2 separate regions of the Homo sapiens genome follow, and region 2 is linked to region 1. A link is an interaction called in ENCODE POLR2A ChIA-PET data of the cell type or tissue named here. Cell type or tissue: endothelial cell of umbilical vein. All regions are shown on one strand. Each heading gives the region's core, and the rest is flanking DNA. Links, peaks and the distances in the headings are about the cores only. Region 1 overlaps ITPRIPL2 (ITPRIP like 2). Region 2 overlaps SYT17 (synaptotagmin 17).

Region 1 (2,918 bases), core at 1-2,500:
ATATATATATATATTTCCATACTCAACCACAACTTCCTCTGTACTCATTGTTTACTACAGTGGGGGACATCAAGGGTTGGAAGGATTATAAAGCTTTAAGGCTGGGCGTGGTGGCTCACGCCTGTAATCCCAGCACTTTGGGAGGCGAGGTGGGCGGATCACCTGAGGTCAGGAGTTCAAGACCAGCCTAGCCAACATAGTGAAACTCTGTCTCTACTAAAAAATACAAAAATTAGCTGGGCGTGGTGGCGGGCGCCTGTAATCCCAGATACTCGGGAGGCTAAGGCAGGAGAATCACTTGAACCCGGGAGGTGAAGGTTGCAGAGAGCCAAGATCACACCACTGCACTCCAGCCTGGGTGACCGAGCGAGACTCCGTCTCAAAAAAAAAAAAAAAAAGCTTTAAAAAGCTGAATTTTAGAAATATTTCTAGCAGTGTCAGTGAGTTCCTCTTTTAATAGTGTTTTAAAGTATAAATCTGGTAACATACTGTTCTTGTAGTTTTTTGTTAGTTTTGTTTTTCAGGTTAATTACCCAAAGCCTCATCCATCCTCAAGGTTTTTAAATTTTATTTTTTTAAAATAAATTGTGCATTGTATTTGTGAATTTTTAAAATATTACTGTTTTATTTAAATGCCATGCTGAGCAATTGTTCTCTGTACATGGTAACCAAAACTTAGAGATTTCGATCAATTTTGATCAATGTTTAGTAAACCAAAACATGTACTGTGTACAACGGAAATAATATGGCATATTAGCCAGGCATGATGGTTGCCCAAGACAGTTAAATTAAGCTCAATTCTGTATTTTATTAGGGCTCTGTTATGTCCTTCATCTGAAATGTACACATTTTTGGTGTATGCTTGGTACTGGAGATTCATATATGCAAATATTCTCATGCAAGAAGTTCCACAGTAACAACAGCAAAAAGAAAAAATTAGTTGTCCAGCCAGTGCTGGAGGAAAATGTTTCTGGGGAAGATGACTCAGTCATTTTGTGGCGAGACACCCTTTGGTAACTCCCACTGACCAGTCTTGGGAGCCTTCCTGGAATGATCGTGGGCTGAGCGGAGATGTTTTTTGCAAAATGAAACTGAAGCTGAAAGAAAGGAGAATTCGAGTGAACCAAGAGAAATCCAAAGACCTGGGGAAGGAGGACTTAAGATGAAAGTGAAGCAAGAGAGGGAAGGGGAAATGAAGTGAAAATGGCGTGAGGGTGTGAGAGAGGTTTGGGTTAGGAAACATGTTTTTAGTGCTATTTCCAACCAGGGGTCGCAAACTCAGCAGCCTGTAGAAACAGGGGTGGGAGGTGGGGGGGAAGCTGTGCCCACCTTTAAAGAGGGGGCCATTGCTCAGCCATGCAGAAAAAAATGGGGCAACAAGCTGGAAATCAGGTTTTTTTTTTTTAAAGTGAAACTTGATGATTTTTAAACAAGTAATTAAAAAAATGTCCAAAACACCATGTGGGCCAAACATTTGTTTGAGCCTGGGGGCCACCAGTTTGCGACCACTGCCTTACGTAGTTAACACCCTGAGTATGTATACAGTCATATTTTTTGTTTTGGATATGGTAGTGTTATATATACTTGGGGGCGTGATATTTGAAGTCATCTTTATCTCTCAGAGTTAAGCTTTATTGTAGAAGAAAAAAAAAAAAGTTAACACAGCCATAGATAACACTTAACTCACAGTTCCCAGGAGGACACTTGATCTCGAAGCTGCTCTTTTTGAGTCAGATCCTACATCAAACCACTTAGGGCCAGTTTTTGGCATTTCCTTCCTGGTGATTTGGGGTAAACTTCTTTGCTCTGTCGGAGTTTGCAGATGAGTAATCAGAAGGATTGCAGAATAACTTGTTTCTTTGTATTTTATTCTTACATTTAAATTAATTTTGGGGGGTTAGTGGTATCCTAGCTCGTGCCTTTACAGGGATGATTGGTGGCTAGATTTGGGGTGCAAGCTTCTTAGGCTCATACCATTTCAACTACCAAGAACACAGGTTTTTGTTTTTGTTTTTTGAGACAGGGTCTCAGTCTGTTGCCCAGGCTGGAGTGCAGTGGCAAGATTGCAGCTCATTGCAGCCTTGACCTCCTGGGCTCAAGCGATCCTCCTGCCTCGGCCTCCCAACTAGCTGGGACCACAGGTATGTGCCACTACACCCAGCGAATTTTTAAATTATTTGTAGAGTCAGGGTCTCCCTATGTTGCCCAGGCTGGTCTTGAACTACTGGACTCAAGCCATCCTCCCACCTCGGCCTCCCAAAGTGTTGGGATTATAGGCGCGAGCCACCACACCTGGCCTAAAAGCGTCGTTCTGATCAGACTTCACCCCTGAATGTTTCTATCATTTTCTTTTCTTTTTTTTTTTTTTTCGAGACAGAGTTTTGCTCTTGTTTTACAGGCTGGGGTGCGGTGGGATGATCTTGGCTCACTGCAATCTCCTCCTCCCAGGTTCAAGTGATTCTTGGGCCTTAGCCTCCCGAGTAGCTGGGATTACAGGCACCTGCCACCACGCCTGGCTAATATATATATATATATATATATATTTTTTTTTTTTTTTTTTAGTAGAGATGGGGTTTCATCATGTTGGCCAGGCTGGTCTCGAACTCCTGACCTCAGGTGATCTACCTGCCTCGGCCTCCCAAAGTGCAGGGATTACAGGTGTGAGTGAGCCACCGCGGCCGGCCTCTATCATTTTCTGACTCAGCAGCTCCACCAAAATTGACATCCTAGCAAACACTGTGAAGGAATTAACCTAAGTGCTTCCAGAGCATCTCATGTAACCTCTATGGAGTAAGTCACTTTTTCTGTAACATGTGGCTTTTGACCTTGATGAAGACTTTGACTTCTCATCCCTGTCTACATGGAGGAAGATGATTCAGTGGTGGGGAAAATGAACCTCGGTAACATTTCCAATGTCC
Region 2 (2,918 bases), core at 133-2,632, 100 kb after region 1:
ATACACCTGCAGGCTGTTTGTTAGCAACTTCTGAGTTAACATGCGAGATTGTTTCTTGTTTGTTTGGGGACTAACTCACTCAGTACAGGAATCTTTTGGTTTGACTGTTCACCCTGTCAGTAGATGTTTATTGAGTATCTACTATGTGCTAGGCATTGTTCTAGAGCCGCTGGGTATTGTGCTAGGCATTTGGCATTAATTTGTTGAAATGACTGGCATCAAAAAAGATAGAGATGAAAGATAGATGATAAAGATAGATAATAGACATAGATAAATAGATGACTGACAGATAATAGATGGTTAGATTATAGATAGATGAGACAGTTAGATAGATAGATAGAGATGTTACCCTTTAAAGATACATATTGAAATATTACAAATAATATAATGACTGGGAGTTACTTCAGAGGAATATGGGGAGTTGAATGAAGGTGTAAGTGAGGGGAGATTCACCATGGGATGAGAATTTTTGAAGCTGAATGATGTTTGGGTACGAAGATGGTGGGGTATACTCTTCTGTCTGGTTTTGAATATGACTGGAAATTTCCCACACTAAAATGCTTGTTTTAATGTCCTCATCAGTTAAAGATGCATTCTGAAGGATATGCAGGTACAATGACACCATATCGAGGGCTTAGTTTAAAATATTCAGCTAAAACGTTTCACAAGTCAGAATATAGGTGAAATACCATTTGGCAAAATGTCGATAATTGTTACAATTTTGTGACGGATAGATGGAGATTTGTTATGCTAGTCTATTGTTTTGTATATGGCTGAAATTTTCTACAATACTTTTTTTTTTAAAAGGGGACAGAGAAGTGGGAGGCCTCCTGTTTTCTAGGTACCTTTGGCAGTATGGAGTCATGCACTTAGGTGTTCATGGGAATTTTCCACAGTGTGACAGAGCTGACATCAAGGGGATGGGTACTCTTCAACAAGGGATGTCACTGTGCCGAGTGTTGCTATCGTGAGGTTAGAAGCGTGGGATCTGCTGGGGACTCCAGGTTAAGAACAGATTTCTCACTCAGTTCCTCTGCAGGGCATTCTACCTCCCAGGTATCCTATTGGATGGCAGAATAACAGCAGTCAGAGTATCTGGAACCAAATCAGCCTCCCTGGGTTTAAGTACCAGCTCTACCACTTTCTTGCTGTGGCTTTGGACATGTTATTTAACCCTGTGAGCCTCGGTTTCCTCATCTGTTAAACAGAGTTAATACTAATACCTCACAGACTCATTAGTCATTACATGTAAAGCGCTTAGCGTAGTACATGGCAGTGAAGCATTTTTTAAAAAATTATTGCTGCTTTTGTTGTTATTGTTGTTGCTGTTGAGTGATCTAAGAGCGGAAAAAACTCAGAGATAGATGGACCACAATAATTAGAGGCAGAGATGAAAAGAAGTCACACACAGAGGCTCCCACTGTCAACTGATGCGCTCACAGCAACCTGTTTGTGAGCTGCTGCAATCAATTTCTTGTATGGTGGGTGCAAAAGGAATAAAAGGAGAAGGCAACTTCCTGATCATTTCCTTTCTCTACAGAATGAAGTGGAGCTGGGGGAGCTGCTTCTGTCACTGAATTATCTCCCAAGTGCTGGCAGACTGAATGTTGATGTCATTCGAGCCAAGCAACTTCTTCAGACAGATGTGAGCCAAGGTTCAGGTACCGTGTGATTCCCCTCTTCTCTCACTTTATTAATGGGGCATCTGTGTTTGTGTGGAGAACCCAGTTTTCTTTTTCCGTATCCTGGATGAGCATTACTCATCTCAGGATGAGGCAGGTAAATGATGCCATCTTAGTAACCCTATTGGAATTGGGGAGTTGACTGAGACTGGTTGTGATAACTACTGGAAACTTAAAACCTATTTGAACCCAAGGAAGTGACTTGGCCTTTCCAAATGCTATTCCTGCAATGTAGACGCCATCCTGCAGGTGGCGATAGTGTGCATTGACTATCCATTCTAATCAATGAGCGTGGAGGACACACCCTAAGGTTTTTCGCCAGCTCATTTCATGTGTGCCATAAATTTTTATGAATTCCAACTCTGAAAAGACTTGTATTTAAAGTGTGTATATTATAGCAAAAACCATTCAAACATGACTTTTAATGGAACGGAACAGATTCCATTCCATCTGCATGTTGCTTCTTCCATGACAGCAAAGGATATTACTGTGAAAGCAGCTGTAGTCAGGGATCTGTTCAGCTCAGTGGTGGAATTATTGTCTTCTCTAAGTGCGGTAGCTAAAATAAATTACTTTTGCAATAAGGTGACAGCTAGAAGACACCTTGCATTCTCAAAAGCCACATTATAAAAACAGAGGCTTAGAAAGGGCCAGTGGAGGCAATGGTATTAAGACTGAAGAGTTTCAGACTCACCACGATGGGAGAGTCAGTATGATAAAATCATTAAGGGTTTAGGAGTCAAATGATGTGGCTTACAAATGATGTGGCTTTAGGGAAGTTACTTAACCACTATGTGCCTCAATTTCTCAATCTCAAAAACTGACATAATAACAGTATTCATCTTGATAAGTTGTTTAAACAAATATTAAATTAGATAATGTACATGAATCCCTTTGTAAACTGTAAAATGATCTAAAAATGAATTATAATTCTGCCATCTCTATTCACCTGTATATGGGCTATGGGCTCACTGAAATGATAATGGGTTTCCACAGACAGAAATCCAGGGCAGGCTCTGAGTCTGGTTCTGTGTCCACCAGCAAGATCTTTAAAAACTGATTTCTCACCTTGAGTCCTCAGTTTTCTTATCTGTAAAATGAACACAATGCTGACATATGGGAGGAGCTCAACAAATATTAGATGGCTAAAGGAAGAAGGAAGGGGATAAGCAGATGAATGGGAAAATGGATGGATAATAGATGGATGGATGGTTGAACTGTCAAATAGATGAGAAA

What was found. Peaks named below come from ENCODE experiments on the same cell type or tissue, not always from the same donor. Only the 100,000 strongest peaks of a DNase experiment are listed, where the experiment ranks them.
Region 2: POLR2A ChIA-PET joins it to region 1 with 5 read pairs; 4 of 35 experiments call an interaction of 5 or more read pairs at or near these places.

Annotation. Positions count from the first base shown.
Region 1 is chr16:19,118,084-19,121,001 of GRCh38, forward strand. ITPRIPL2 (ITPRIP like 2) reads left to right here. Exons shown (of 1, transcript NM_001034841.4): 1 at 1-2,918. Among named protein-coding and RNA genes, the nearest start is that of ITPRIPL2, 5.6 kb to the left of the region's middle. In endothelial cell of umbilical vein, for the core only: no CTCF peak of the experiment used is centred there; a DNase peak (open chromatin) is centred at 1,008; H3K4me3 peaks cover 364 bases; H3K27ac peaks cover 2,331 bases.
Region 2 is chr16:19,221,505-19,224,422 of GRCh38, forward strand. It overlaps SYT17 (synaptotagmin 17), which reads left to right. Exons shown (of 8, transcript NM_016524.4): 6 at 1,541-1,661. Among named protein-coding and RNA genes, the nearest start is that of SYT17, 55 kb to the left of the region's middle. In endothelial cell of umbilical vein, for the core only: a CTCF peak has its summit at 1,905 (motif pointing right); no DNase peak of the experiment used is centred there.